Linked DNA regions of Mus musculus: region 2 is linked to region 1. The links are chromatin loops, found by intact Hi-C in ENCODE. Cell type or tissue: left cerebral cortex. All regions are shown on one strand.

Evidence for each region. Peaks named below come from ENCODE experiments on the same cell type or tissue, not always from the same donor. Only the 100,000 strongest peaks of a DNase experiment are listed, where the experiment ranks them.
Region 2: a loop joins it to region 1, with 2.9 times the contacts of the local background. A loop is called at or near these places in 1 of 42 quality-filtered maps.

The regions. Positions count from the first base shown.
Region 1 is chr13:24,045,268-24,053,267 of GRCm38, reverse strand. The region is part of intron 30 of Carmil1 (capping protein regulator and myosin 1 linker 1); the gene reads left to right. Among named protein-coding and RNA genes, the nearest start is that of Scgn, 58 kb to the right of the region's middle. In left cerebral cortex, a CTCF peak has its summit at 3,646; DNase peaks (open chromatin) are centred at 3,128, 3,413, 3,745, 4,510 and 1 more place; H3K27ac peaks cover 2,270 bases.
Region 2 is chr13:24,153,664-24,161,663 of GRCm38, reverse strand. It overlaps Carmil1 (capping protein regulator and myosin 1 linker 1), which reads left to right. Exons shown (of 38, transcript NM_026825.3): 6 at 6,177-6,274; 7 at 6,610-6,680; 8 at 6,913-6,986. Among named protein-coding and RNA genes, the nearest start is that of Gm33573, 22 kb to the left of the region's middle. In left cerebral cortex, no CTCF peak of the experiment used is centred here; DNase peaks (open chromatin) are centred at 2,051 and 4,007.

The DNA.
Region 1 (8,000 bases):
TCTGGAGGCAGAGCCCAGCAAGACTTTTGTGACATTGAGGCCAACCTAGTGTACCTACCAAGTTCTAGAGCAACCATGGCTGCATATACCCTGTCTAGCAAAAAGTAGCTACAAAATCCCAGGGGTTTATAATAACAGATGCTATAATAAACTTGTTGGCCATTAACTTATAAAAAGTGCTTACCTCCAGCCAGACACCTCCAGCTTACACTCTAACCTCACTTACAAAGTTATCGTAAGGGTAAATCATCTTCTTGTAGTTGGAATGTGTGAGCCTGGGGCAGCCCTTTGCTGTCTGGGGTCCCACTTCAGGCTGCTGCACTTGAAGTCTGTCACCTGTTGTTCAGAGAGTTTTCCCTTCATCTTACCTGGACTGGGCCAGTCCGTGAAGTCAAATTTGCTGTCTTACTAAGGAAGTGCTAAATGTCTGACAAAAGATTGCTAAGTAGGATAAGCACTAACACCATTGAAGTTGATATTAAGTTCTTGGTTCTAGAGAATACTGTACCCTAAGTGTTGGAAGGCAACTTCTCTGGAAATTTTTGAATTAACAGTAGTATTAAAAAAAAATACTTATGTAAAACAACCCTGAGTCATTTTAAGAAGTTTATAGATTTCTTCCTGCCTATTACAGTACATCACTTTTTAAACCCTCAAACTCTTTTGATCTACTGGGTCATTTTATCATTAATTCCCAGCAGAAGGTGGTCCTACAGGTAGTATCTGGAGCCTTCTGTTGAGCTCCTAGGGAGTAACTCCATGTGTCCTTTCCATAGATTAGACTTGGTTCTGAACAAACATTCTGAGGTGTTGCTAAGCAGTTTGTCTTTCTATTGCTGTGATACAATACCATGATCAAAAGCAACTTGGGGGGAAGGAAAGGGTTTATTTCAGCTTACAGGTCTCAGGTCACACTCCATCACTGGCTGAGGAAAGTTGGGTCAGGAACTAAAGCAAAGCTGTGATGAGGGAGTGCTGCTTACTGGTTTGTTCTTTGTGACTTGTTGGGCTTACTTGTTTCTACACCCCAGACCACTTGCCTAGTAGTGCCATCACCTGCAATGTGCTGGGTTCTTCTATATCAACCATTCATTAAAAACATGCCCCACAGGCTTGCCTATAGTTGTGGTTCCCTCTTCTAAGATAATTCTAGTTTGCGAGTGGGAGCAAGCAGGACCATTATTAAAAATATTCTTCAGTGCCAAATGCTCATCATATTCCCAGCTCCCATGAGCCAGCTGGTGACAGGCCAGCATCTTTTATCTAAAGGTATGCACTGGAACACAAACTCAGTGGGGAGCTTATTTAATTTACCTCCATTCTGTCCCTTCTCCAAGAGGAACCAACAAGCAGTAGGTATTCTGTAATCTTTGTGAAATCTTAAATAAGCTTAAGCATTACAGATAGCATAGTGGCCACCTTCAGCCACTGTGACCAGCTATCTTTCTCTCCTTCCTCTTCCCATGGGCACCATCACAGTGTGAAGGGACAGTTGTTTTCAATGTTTATGCATACATCTGTTCATGAGCAGCTAGCTCATGGTGTGGACCTTAGAATGGACATAGCTGGCACACCAATGTGTATCTTCCTGAAACTCTTTGGTGAACATTGTTTGCCAATTTCATCATGCCGCTCGTTTTATGTGGTTTTCTATTTTTAGCTGCCATTCCTCCTTGCATCTATAAACCAGTGTTTCCTGTCTGTTTCATTTATTCATTCCCCAACAGTGGGTTTTTTAGATCATTCCAGATATTTCTCAGTGAAAAACAGAACAAAACAAAACAAAACAACTTTTTACTTAATCTTTCCCAACCCTAGTCTTCCCTTTGGAAAGAAAAGGAGGAAATGGTTATATTCACACATAGGGCCATCCACTGAAGCCAGTGAGGCCAGCTTGGTGCAGCATGGCCGGTGGGTGCTGTAGTAAACATTTCATAATCTGTATCTTATTTAATCCTCACAATCGTTTATTTTAAACTGGAAAACCAGCCTGATTCCTCAGATTCCATAACTAAGCCAATGGGAGATCCAGAGCTTGAGCCCATTTCTTGGATGCCTCTTTCTGCTTGCAACTCCTTCCTGACTTAGTGTAGAGATGGTAACATCAGGGCAGCCTAAATGAGTTTCAAAGACATAGAGATATAAGAGTGAGTGTTCTTCACCTTGTCTAGATGTTGAGTTGTTGATTGCTGGGGTTCCCTTCTTCATTCGGACTGTCACTTTAGGAAATGAACCAATGAAAAGACTATTCAGTGTTACTTGTTATCATCATTGAGTGTGTAGCTGGGGCAGAGGACTTGTCTTGATGAATTAACCTTTCAGAAAGGGAAAGCCCAAGATGATCTCTGAGACTCACTCCTTATACCAAGAGCTATAATCCCACTTCTGTGGATGCTCTGGGGGCTTATGTGTTAACACAGGCATGGCAATTGAAGATTTGAAAGTATATTTTTTATTCTTTCTCCTTAGCAAAGATTTTGTGTGTGTGTGTGTGTGTGCTCACTTGATAAGTCATAAAATAAACCATGTTTGAAGAAAAATGCTTAGTGAGTATAAAATTAGAATTCTGAGGGTGAGGCTTTCTCCCAGCCTTGCCAGCGAAAGCCTGTGTGTGTGTGTGTGTGTGTGTGTGTGTGTGTGTGTGTGTGTGTGTGTGTGTGTGTGCGTGCGCCCATGATGGCAGGGGTGGTCATGAGGAATGGCTGTTCCTTTCAGCCTCCCTTTCCTCTGCAGCGATGCACGCTGTTTACACAAGCAGCCTGAGGAGCTCTGTAGTTTCATTTCATTTTATGTTGAGCATAAAATACAGAACTAAGAAAAAGGCAGCCTCAGAGAGGCAGAGCAAGGAGACTTCCACACAGCATGCCTTCTGGAAACCTCAGAAGGATCCTCTGTCACCTCATGCTATTGTCAAACACTTTGATGACTCAAGTACAACTTTTAAAATCAATTAAAAATAATGAGATATGTTAAAAGCTGTCAATGATGACCAATGAATGAAGAGTTAATGGATGTAAAATGGTAATTCCCACCAGAAAATATTTAGCTGCACTTTGACTGGTCGACTGGGTAAGATTCCAGCATCAGATCTGTAAGCAGCTTTGATAACTGAGGGAGTGAGAGAATTACAAGTGTTTATCTCCCGAAAGGCAGCAAGAGCAAAGAGGGATATAAATGGGCTTTTAGGAGACATCCATGTTTATCCAAAGATAGCCAGTCCTCACACTGTTGCAAGGGCACAAGGAGAGACCTGTGCGGGGGTTTTCTAACAACTGTCCAGTAGTCTGCCCACGGAGCGCCCTGGCAGGTGACGATGTCGCTGTGCATTTGGAGGCATACTTAGAAAAAGAGCTCAAATCTGTATGGAAGAACATTGCAGCTCTCAAGCTGTAACTGTGCTATTGCTTATTAGAAGCTAGACTGGATGCTTTGTGCAGTTAACTTGGCACCACTCTCACCCTGTCCCTTTGCTGCAATGGCTTTCTATGTATTTTAGCTTTTTCTACTTTGTTTGTAAATGCTCTCCCTCCCTCCCTTTCCCTTGTGACGCTGTTGCTTTGTCTCTCTTCCATTCATATTTTTTTCCCTTTCCTTTTGCTGCATGGAGACTCTCTGCTGTACAAGTGTAAGTATCCTCCAGTGGCACTGCAATCCCTGGCCCTGCTGGTTGGCATTGTCATGCTCCATTTGCTTCTGCACGGCCTGGCTGTTCTCCCGGGAGATGTTGTCATCCCATCAGCAGATCCTGAATGAAATAGGCAACAATTTAGATACAGGATTGGGGTTGACCAGATGGTTCAGTCTTAAATAAACCAAGGGGTGAATTGAAAATCTCCCCAGCTGGATGCCTGAGAGTAAGGGAACTTGGATGAGGAGGGTGCCACATTTTGGGGGGAGAGAGGCAGTTCTTAAGACTCAAGGGCAAAATGCCCAAGTATTTGTCATTCTTGTCATATCGCTTGTTGCAGGCCCAGAACTATAGAAAATTGGCATTGTGATTCGTTCCTCATGTTGGACTTTCCTGATCTGTTTCTCAACTGGAATTAATTTAGTGGGGGAAGGAAGGTCCTTTTTTTGCCTAGAGGAAGAAGAAAATAATTTTGGGTTTTGAGCTTGAAATTAAAGCATTATAGACTAATTTTTTGTGCAAATTTGGTGCAAAAAAAGTGCTTTTAATAAGGAAACTATCTTATCCTATCTTCATGGTGATTCAAGCAATTTTATTCTCATTTTTAAAAACTAGCATGCTTAGGGATCTCCTGTTAGAAGTGGGTCTGAGAGGGGGAAACGGCTGTGAACCAAGATCTAGCATTACTTTGTAAATTGCGGTTATAGAATTTACAGTGGACAAATCTTTGTTGAGCTGCAAGCAGAATAGTTTTACACTCATTATAAAAATTAGATCCAGTGAGTAAGATTTCCAAGTAACGTTGATAACCGCGCTGCTTTTGGTCTCTTCAGAAACAGCCCTGGAGTGCTGTTCACACTTATAGCACGGGACAGGTTTATTGGCACTTTATGGTGTCAAGATGGGAGAGTCTATATTTAGGGCTTCCTTCTAAAATTGCATTTTAAAATGAAGATTTAACATATTTTTCCTTTTCTTACTCATAAGATGCATTTTTAAAAGTTGGCTGTCTTAGCTTAAAGCTAGCCCTGCTCCTTCTGCTTCGGCTGCCCGTGCCCTTCATCTGATGAGCAGTTTATGATTTCCTTGACTCTGAAAGTTGCTTAGCCATTGACAAGTGCCCAAAGATAGCAGATGAGAACTATCCACTATCTGAAGGAATTAACCCTTTCATTTTGGTACAAAAGGAGAAAAGCACTCAGAGTTCTGAGAGGGGCCACTGCAGTCAGTCCTCCCGGGATACAGTTTATCAGCCTAATGGACAGGAGGAGGAGGAGGAGCAGTGGAAACAAATAAATGGATGGCTAGAGAAGCAAGTGAGACTGGGCAAGTGTGTATTTATGGAAAAAAATTAAGAAAGAAAGCAAGGAAAAGGCCCAGCATGTAAGAGATGAGGTTGAGAGAAAGAGATGAAGCCCCTAGCACTTGGAGAGTCTTTCGTTGTTTTGAGACAGGGTCTTGTCTGTAACCCTGGCTTCAAACTTGCAGCAGTCCTCCTGCTTCAGCCCCTACTCAGCGCTTGGTTGCATTCTTGGCGACAGGTATAGAAACCAGCTGAGCTGCTGTTTCTCCCTTTAGCCAAGAACCACCAGCCCTTTCTAAGTATGGCAAAACTTGAGAACTAACAGAAATAGTAAGATCAACAAAGGACTTTTAAAGAAAATATAATTAGCAATTCTCAGCTCTTAGAAAGGTCATTCGTGTGTGCAGTGGTGGTGGCTTTCCTCTTAATCCCCGTACTCAAGAGGTAGAGGCAGGTGGATCTCTATGAGTTTGAGCCCAGCCTGGTCTACAGAGCTAGTTTTAGGATACACAAAGAAACCCTGTCCCAAAAAAACCAAACCAAACCAAACCAAACGACTCCTCCCACAAAAGTTACACAATGAAGTGTACTAGACAAGAGTTTTCTCCTGACATTTGAACTTTATACCAGGCTTTGAAATATTGGAAAACACAACCCTAATAAGAAAAGTAATTTCATTCTGATCCATGTTAGCCATGGTGACTTTTATGTTTTAATGTGTCTCCAGAATTAGGCTAAGCTAAACGACTTATTATAGACAGGTCACTGTAGAAGTGTGGTCCTGGTTCTTCCTTCCAGCCCTGTGCTCTCAGGAGGAAGACTTGGACTCAGAATAGATTCACTAATACATTGCTCACATAGCTAGGCTCTTCTCTGACTGGATCATAACTTTTTACAACCCATTTACTCTAATCTACATTCTGCCATGTGGCTGCTTACCTATGCTCAAGTACCATCTTGCCACACCTTCTAGGGTGAATCTCCCATGCCTGGTGCTATCCCAGAATTCTTTTTGCCTCTGGAATGTTCCACCTTCTATTCTACCCTTTCCCCATAGGATTTTATAATTGACAGGTGTTGCATCCATACAATACACAAGATATTCTCTTTATAGGTCACCAAGTTTGCAAATGAGTTTCATTTCATAGATATTATCTATCCTTTATCTGTATATGAAATTATGTATAATTTTCATATATGAACCCTTTTCATATATTAAAGCTAGTATATGGATATAAAATGTTACAATTTTGACACAGTTTACATGTATTTCTTATCTATCATAATAGGTTTAAGGATAGGGGAACCTGAGCTAAATTATTTCTTGTTTATTTATTTGTTTGTTTGCTTGCTTGCTTGTTTTTACCCATGAATGTTCTCTAAAACCAAATCCAGAGGCACAAGAAGGAAACAAATTTCAGTTCTCCTACACACATGTATTTTAAACTTCTTTCCAAGTTGTTATTATTTGAATAAAATTCTATCCCAAGCATAGCTTTTGTTGTTTTTTCCTGTGTAGTTTAGACAAGGTCTTGTGTAGTCAAGGCTCACGTCAAACTTGCTATAAGTTCAGGCTGGCTTGAGTTTGGGATCCTTCTGTGCTGGGATCATGGGTAAATACCATATGCTTGGTGCTGGTTTCCCTATAGATCCTTTTCGTTACTGAGATTGTATGAAAAGTATATACAACTCTGAAGAACTGAGCACATGTATTTTGTTAGCGATTTTCCTTATAAATAGACCTTGTTGGATTTTTGCTTAGTCTGAAAGGTGAGTTGCTTTCCAGGCCAGTCCACTGCTCCCATGCAACCTGTGAGCTTCCCACAGTCTGGCCACCTCCAGCATGTTACACTGGTCTTTCAGGAAAGCTGTTGTGTGTGTGTGAATCTCATCACTCAACATTTATCTATCTATCTTTCCTCCCAACATTAAATAGTAACAAATGGGTATTTTTATTAAAAGCAAGGTAACTGTCAAAACTGAAATATTGTTTGTCGTTCCAGGCCTATGTGAACCACTTTATTTCTTTAAAGAATGTAGAATTTGAGGAAGCTTTAGCTGATTATTGTCACGCCAAAGTATGCAACATTCTTTCAGTTCTATTTGCCTCTTAGTTATATGTGGATCAGCTTTTCAAGGCAGGCATGGTGGCGCCTGCCTAAAATCCCAACATTTAAGGGTCTGAGGCAGGAAGATTGTGAGTTTGAGGCTAGCCTAGGCTACATAGTAAGAGCTTGTCTCCAAAATCCTTACCTATTCTTTCCTCCCCAAAACAGAACAAAAATGAAATTCAAAACAGCATCACGATGGTTTTAACACAGCTGCAGCCCATCATCTGTATTGGTAGCAATGGCAGAGTAAGAAAATCACTGGGCTAGCGCCTTCTCTGGTTCCAATTCTGGCCCAGGTCCTCTGACGGCTCAGATTAGTGTTTATTATCCCTCCCATGACTTTATGATGGCCTTCAAGTGTATCTGTATATTGAATGCCCGAGGTGCTTCCCAGCCTCAGCATGGGTGTATGTTCTGAGGGAGACAGCTGTGGGTGGTGGAGGATGGCCCATGCTAGGTGACAGGTGTGGGTGGTGGTGGAAGACTCACTGGATGACAGATGTGAGTTGTTGCTTGTCACGGACACTTAGAACATGTTCTCAAGTGGGACCTCGCTTTGGGGTTTATTTTTTAAAGGACACTAGCTGGATCTAAGACCTTTCCTGAGAAATGCCAGCAGATAATTTTAAGTTGAGACACACTGTCCTAAAATTTTGATGACACACTGAGAAACAAAGAGTTAAGCTACCTAAAGCATTGAAGTGACAGACAGAGGTTGCATTCAGTGTGCCTGCACCAATGTTGCTGTGACAACCGACAATTACAGTCATGAATAATCTCTTTCAGCGCTTTGTGACTGATTTTTACAGCCTTTGAGTCTGATTCTTTATCTCCATTTGGACATTCTTGAGTATGGAGTTAAATGATCATTCCCTGTTCTTTTCAGCTGTAAGAATAGATTTTTAACTGGCTAGAGGTGTAGGATAAAAGAGCCGTTTTATCACTTGTGAATAAACTG
Region 2 (8,000 bases), 110 kb before region 1:
AGATCTCAGTGTTTCAGCAGGGAAGAGAGAGAGGCTTTAAGCAGTTGTTAATTGTGTGGGACTCTTGCTTCTTAGCTCGAGAAGCTCCTTTCCCTTTCCTGCCTGGGTGTTGGCTTCAGCAATGTTCTTTGTACATGTGTTTCCTTGTAATGTCCTCCCTTCATGCCAGATGAGCCCTGATGAAATAAGCAACTGCAATGTGTTTAATAAGGGCTTAGGATACCTGTTCTTCAGAGCAGGGTTGGAGTTTCTATGATTCTTTCCCTCCCTCCTTTCCTCCCTCCCTCTTTCCCTCCCCCTTCTCACCTTCTTCCTTTCCTTGCCTTTCCTCATCCCTCCACCCACTCCTAGCTCCGCCCCTCTTTTCTTCCTTCTGCCTCCCGCCCCTTTTCCTTTTTTGTCTCGCTATATAGTTGAGCTGGCATTGAACTTTGAAATCAACATTCTTCTGCCTTAGGCTCCCATGTGCTGCGTTGAGACCCTCCATTTTCTTCAGTACTTATTTATTTGTTTATTAAATTCCTAGGAGTTCAGGTGTAGGCTTATATTTTTCAAAACCATTTTAAATAAGTGTACTTAAATGCTTTAACTTCCCTTCTAGCCCACCACCCACCAGAGGTAGTGGAAAGGAAAGGTTAATAGGGCAAAGGAGGATGTGGACCTGTTTAGAAATAGTTCTTTGGGGTGAATCCAATCTACAAGAAGCTGCCAGAATACCACCAGAAGTTCTTTGGTGCATTTCTCTCTATGAAGTTATGAGAAATGATGACCAACAAAGAGTGCCAAGGTGAACCAATACCACACAGTGCTGTCCACTGTCTGTTGTGAAATATTTATACCCTTTCCAAACGTGTTCTCTCAAGTGCCTGCTCTAACAGAACATCAAGTGCCCTTTTTCCAGGCTGCTTCTAGAAAAACACCACTTAGCTCTTCTCAGCAAAACGTCCTTTCATAGGAGAGTTTACAGAAAAACATGACATGACACAATTGAGTCTTCAAAGAAACCAGAAATTTCCACCTCATTCAAGTGTGCGGATATTACCAATTTAATTTTGGATTTGGATGTATTTTGTTGTTGTTTTTGTTTGTTTTTAAAGATTTATATATTATTTGATGTGTAGTTGATGAGTATATTGTCTTTAGACACACCAGTAAGAGGGCATTGGATCCCATTACAAATGATTGTGAGCTACCATGTGGTTGCTGGAAATTGAACTGAGAACCTCAGGAAGAGCAGTCAGTGCTCTTAACTGCTGAGCCATCTCTCTAGCCCTATTTTTGTTTTCTGTTTTGTTTGTTTGTTTGTTTTGTTTGTTTGTTTGTTTTTCCTTCCTGAGAGCACTTAGTACAGAATAGTATTTTCAGTGTAACATCATGTAGCTGCCCATCTGTAGCTAGGCAGCTTTGGTATAGCATTGGCTACTTAGTCCCTGACATTTCCCTGCCTGTGACCTGCATTCTCCCCTTCAATGGCAGGCACACGTCTCCATAGGGGTGACCTCAAGCTACATACACTCAATCTATCCCCAAAGAACTGTTTATCTTACCCTTTAAAAAAGAAAACCCTGCCCTTATCACGCACAGATTGGCTTTGTTGTTCGTGATCTCATGAAAAGGGAGCCATGGGCTAGTTACCAGGCTCTTGGTGTCATCTAGGTGAGTCTTGGCTGGGCCCTTTGTCTTTCTTTTCGTTTCCCTTGCCTAAATTCAGACCGTGTAGCTTTCTCCTCTGAGGCATCTCTGTAACTGGTCTTATGACCTTGCTTTTCTGTGCAAGCAGCACTCCATACTGATAGCAGTTATCTTTGTATGACTCAAGTGCTATCTGTGTCTTGCAGAACTGTCTGACGGCTCGATTCCTGATAAAGCTGAAACTGTATAGCCCGGCCCAGAAGACTGTTACTTTCCTACATGTTCAGCCTATTTCAGAATAGGACAGAGGCTTGCACTTCCAATCCTTTCCATGAAGGCTTCCTTCCTGACTAGCTCTATTATGCCTGATTATGAAACTCCCTCCGTAGGCTCACATGGACTGTCCAGATTGCTCAGGAGTGAGAGAGTGGATATGTTCTCAGGGAAGTGTTACTTTGAAGAACTGCTGAATAGGAAGTAGCTTGAGGGCCCTGAGGGATTTTAGGGAATGTTTGTCAGTGTTGAAAATGGGTGATATTAAAGCCCATGGCTTGAGCGAGTTCTAGAGAAAAACAGAGCGGGTGACTGAGCAGGGTGTGATCAAGCATACTCTTTAGTGCAGAGAGCTGAATTAAATGTGTGTGTCATGAGAAGGTAAGAGGAGTAGGCTACAGGCCATGCCTGCTCGTGCTGTCTCCTTTACCCTTAAGCTCTTTGGTTGTCACCAGGTTTGTTCCTCAGTCCCTAGTACCTAATATATAGGAGGCACTCTTCCTGACACCCCCAAAACACTGTAGCTCAGACTGGCCACAAGCTTGTGGCAGTCACAGTATTCTGCAGATGGAGGTAGGTGTTTCAAGTTCAAGGCCAGCCTGATACAACAGCAAGACCTGTCTCAACAACAAACAAAAGAACAGCCCGCCAATATATCTGTTTGAAACAAATGAAACTTTAATTTTCAAATCTGAATTTTTGGCTTTACCTAAATATAATATTTTTCTTCATTTTAAAAAATGTTTATTTTCTATATTGACAAGCAAAGTCAGAGCAGCGCAGTGGCTATGTGATATGGTTTTGGCATGCTTCATGATCTTTTCATGAGTGTGATACTTTTAAGGACTGGCTGTTAAGTTTGGTATATTACAGCAGTACTCTTTACTACTAAACAAAATGATTCTGTGAATTTCTCTATGAAGACAAACATTGATAAATCTGGTGAGAAAATGCAGTTACTTTAAAGAAAACAGCTCTAAGAGGAATTTATATGGAAAAGAAAGTATTTTACTTCAGGGTGGTGGTGGCATAGGCTTTTAATCCCAGCCCTTGGGAAGCAGAGGTAGCTGGATCTCTGAGTTGGAGGCCAGCCTGGTCTACAGAGCAAGTTCCAGGACAGCCAGAGCTGCATAGAAGAAACCCTTTCTCAAAAAACAAAAAAACCAAACCCAAAATAACCCTATTCCCCGAAAAAGAATGTGTTTTACCAGTCTGACATTCCCCTCACTTTCCAAAGTAGCAGCAGACAGCATGAGCTTGCTCTGGATGACATCATGAAAACATGGACTGGGCTTGATGAGAGGGCTCAGCAGGTAAAAACACTTGCTGCCAAGCCTGTTGATGTGAGTTCGATCCTGGTTCCATGGTGAAAGGATGAACTAACTGGCTCACATAAATTGTCCCCTAACCCTCTATATCTCATGTGGTACCTACACACAAACACACACATACACACATACCACACACACACACACACACACACACACCTTTCATGCCAAATAAATGTTATAAAAGATGCTTAAATGGTTATTGTTGAAGTCAGTTACTTTTTGGATTCACAGTGGGTTAGAGTTTTAACTCAGTTATTAAAATAATTCAGATATTTCCATGCCAGCAGCTTACCGTGAAACACTCGTGAAGAACTGATATGCTCCCTGGAGTGTTTTGATTTTTGTTTTTGTTTTGCCACACACACAGCAACTTTTGAGTCTCCTGTAAATTAAGTGTGTCCCACCCACCATTGGTTCATTACTCGAGCCAACGAGGAGTCTAGGATGGGAGCGAGGCGCTCAGGAAGGACACCTGCTCTCTCTCGTAGCAAATGCTGTGTCTGGCTTATACTTCTGTTTGTGTGTTTGTGAGCTGGGATGCACATGGCTGCTCTGTGCTGTCATTTAGCTGAAGGCAGAAAACATGTCAACGGGTTTTCCTCTCACACATAGTACACAGGGCTAGAGCAGAAGCAACAGCTCCTACCTTCTGTGAGCTTAGCTCTTTATCTCTTATGGAAATGCATGCACGTATTTTTCGAGACTCTTTTGGCTTCTGACATCTCAGCTAAAAAGGAAGGTGAGAACTGTTGAAAAAGTGAAGCTGCTTGAAAGCCCAGATGGATGCTTGTGCTGAGCCGCTCATGGGGCTTCTGCACCAGCTGCCTCTTTTTTCTTACTCGCCTCCCCTTACCCCCAGGTAGGAGTGTTCTGCACCGCTTTTGAAGTAGAAACCTCTGCTGTCTGCTTATTTTAGGTTTTTTCCTCTCCTGTTCATAGAATGCTTTTGGCATAATTAGTTTTCTGTTACCGTAACAAAGGACCTTAGGCAGGGCACTTTGCAAAGAAAAGAGGTTGTTAAGCTCACATTTTGGTGGGTAAAATTTCAAGATTGAGTGTCTCTCTGACCTCTGGTGAGGATGTAGGTTCTCATGGAGTATGTTACATGGGGGGGAGGGGGGGACAAAAAGATAAACAAAACAAAACAAAGCAAGCAATGCCAGAAATAGAGGCAGTCTCAGGCAGAAGGGGCCAAGCAGATTGGGTGGCTTTATTTATGTATATGCAAAAATTGCCAATGGCAAAGCCTCAGAAACTAACACAACACCAAAGTGTAGTGTTTCACACTCACATTATATCATAGCTCTGAGTTACTAACAGTGCTCACTTTCCAGCAGATCCCCTCCAGCCCCCAACCCCCGCCCCACCTCCGACTTTGTGGCACTGCCCACATTTGAGCATCAGTTCCCATGGTGCACTAGTCATTTAGCCATCCCTTTCTGATGGCATAACCTTTGGTTCTTTTATTACTGTCTTCCTTGGAAGTGCCTGGGTCTGGGCTTTTTCTTTTTCTTTTTCTGCCTTTCAGTCTCTGGGAGAGACAAAGCTTCATGTAACTAAAGGTGGCCTTAAATTCACCTTGTAGCAGAGAATAGCTTTGAACTCCTGATCTTCCTGCCTCCACCTCCCCAGTCCCTAGACACTGCGGGTGTAAGCTTCTGCTCCCAACCTTGGAGTTGCCTTTTTCAGTGGTCTCATGTTTGCACAGGTCTGATTCCCTCTCCCCTCCACGCTCTCTGCACCTTAACTACCAGGTCCACAGTGCCCATCCCTGCAGGAAGGCTTTGCTGTGCCCCCACTGTTTCTCCGATATGCCCTCCTGGGTGGCTCTTTTTTTCTCTTGAAGTGTTTGAGCCCCAGAAGGATCCAGGAGAAAATTCTTAGCTGTTCAGCTTGCTGTCTTGAAAAACAAACAAACCAACTAACAAACAAACCAACAAACAAACATGGCCTTCATTTTCATTGAGGTGTTTATCTGCTCCTGTGATATCTTCACTGTCCTCCCCTGTGTCCTTCTCACCATCCTCCTCTATGCCCTCCCCTCTGTCCTCCCTTGTGTCCTCCTCACTGCCCTCCCATGTCTTCCTCACTGTCCTCCTTACTGTCCTCCCCTGTGTCCCCCTCACCGTCCTGCCCTGTGTCCTCCTCACTGTCCTCTCCTATGTCCTCCTCACTGTCCTCTCCTATGTCCTCCTCACTGTCCTCCTCACTGTCCTCCCCTGTGTCCTCCTCACTGTCCTCCCCTGTGTTCTCCTTACTGTCCTTCCCTGTGTCCTCCTCACCATCCATCCCTGTGTCCTCCTCACAGTCCTCCCCTATGTCCTCCTCACCATCCTCCCCTGTGTCCTCCTCACAGTCCTCCCCTGTGTCCTCCTCACAGTCCTCCCCTATGTCCTCCTCACCATCCTCCTTTGTGTCCTCCTCACAGTCCTCCCCTATGTCCTCCTCACCATCCTCCCCTGTGTCCTCCTCACTGTTCTCCCCTATGTCCTCCTCACCATCCTCCCCTGTGTCCTCCTCACTGTTCTCCCCTATGTCCTCCTCACCGTCCTCCCCTGTGTCCTCCTCATTGTCCTCCCCTATGTCCTCCTCACTGTAATACAGGTGCATTCTGCTACTTCTAGCTTTTGTGTCACTGGGGACAGAACCCAGAGATTTGCATGCTAGGCAAATACTCTACCAACCGAGCCACACCCATTACCCCTAACCCTAGAACACTATTTTTTAAGTATTGTAACAAAATTTTACATCAGAGAACAACATGGAAAATATTTTTTAATGCCTGAATCTTCAAGAGGAAGCAAGTCAAAGAATAGTTTTGGCTGTAGTTGAAGTGACACCCATCTTTGTTTAAAGCAAACAAAAGAGGCAGAGTACAAAATAAGATCTATATTTCAAAACCATGAGCTTTGAAATGTGTTGTTGGCATTAACCTTTCAGGAGAATCATGAAGAAAGTCTCCATGGAGCCATCTGAACGTCTGGCCAGTCTCCAGGCCCTGTGGGACAGCCAGACCTTGGCTGAGCCAGGCCCCTGTGGTGAGCATACATTTTCAACTAAAATGTAAGGGGTTGGATGACCATCCCCCTGCCAGGAAGCCGAGTCTATTCCCGGTATGCTACTGTAGAGGTACAATTAGTTCAAGGTGTAATTAGCATGCAGACTTTAGATTGGTGGACAGAAGTCCTATATTTAAGCCCCGCTGCAGCCTGCTGCGTATGCACCACGGAGCTGGGGAGAATCCTTGCTGCTTCTCTAGATGGGAAAGATAACCTGATTGCCAACAGCTGCCAGATTGAAGCTGTAGAACTGTGATGTAACAATTGTTTTGCTGCAAACCTGTCGATATCAACATTTCTGCTTCATGCTTCAGGTGGGTTTTCTCAGATGTATGCCTGTGTGTGCGACTGGCTGGGCTTTTCATACAAGGAAGAAGTGCAGTGGGTAAGTCAGCCTGCTTACCAGGGTGCTAGCGTCCCCTCCCCTCCCCCACGGATGTGCTAACGTCCCCTCCCCTCCCCCACCACCCGGCTTCTTTATTTTATCCATTTCAATTATTATCTTTCATGCTCAGATTACTCAAAAACCTGCCTGTGTCCCTATCCAGTTCTCTGTGGTTGTCTGGCTTCCTTGTATGTATGTGATTAATTTTCTAACTGGGTTTTGCTTTAAATAGGATGTGGATACAATTTATCTGACACAAGACACCAGGGAATTAAATTTACAGGACTTCAGTCATCTCGAGCACAGGTAAGCCCCATCTTCCCCCTTTTTCTTTGTCCCTTTCCTATTCTCAGGGCTGTCACTCGTTGATGTCACTTAAGGACAAAGGTAACCTTTGGAGAATCCTTCTACAAGGGAATGAGCACTCTCTGAGCTTTCCCATTGCCACAGAAGGTGCCTCTGTGTACCAAAGGCTAAAGTTCATGTTTGGAAAATACCCTGACATTTACTGTGGACATAGCTTAGAAGAGCTTATTTCAGGGGCTGGAGCTATAGCTCACCAGTTAGAGTACGTGTTACTCCTGGAAAGGACACAGACTCGGTTCCCACGAGGCATGTTGAGCAGCTCATAGTAACTTCAGCTCCAGTGGGGTAGAATGCCTCTGGCCTGAGGGGGAACTTGCACATATATGCACACACACATTCACATACTTTTTTTGTTACAACTTTCTTGTGTTTGGGGAAGTTTCTCCTTTGATATATGCACATACTGGTGAAAATCAGTTTGTCATTATCTGCCTAGTGATGCTGATAATAAAAACATGCTATAAGTATTTTTGAATGACTTGATTGGGAAAAATAGCATTCTGTGTAGCTCGCTGAGTGGATAAGGTGCTTGCCATGTGAGGACAAAGACCGTGTTCAGATCCTCAGAAGCTGCATTAAGAGAGCTAAATGCTGCAGGGATCCTAGTGTGAGATAGATAGGTGAGTCCTTGGAGGATTTTGGGTCAGCTAGCCTAGTGCTCTCAGTAGTGAACAAGAGACCCTGTGTACGCATTTCATTTCTGTTGCTGTAACAAAATATCCAGACCAAAACGTAGTTTAGGGGAGAAAAAGGCTTTTGTAGTTCACAGTTCTGAGTTGCAGTCAATCTTCAGCAGGAACTTGAAACAGCTGGTCATATTGCAGCCGCAGAGAAGAGCAGGATGAAATGAGTCCATTTCTGTTTAGCGCTCACTCAGCAGCTTTCTTGGCTATTACACAGCCCAACTCCAAAGCGTGAACTGGGGACACCTATGCACAGAGTGGGTCTTTACAG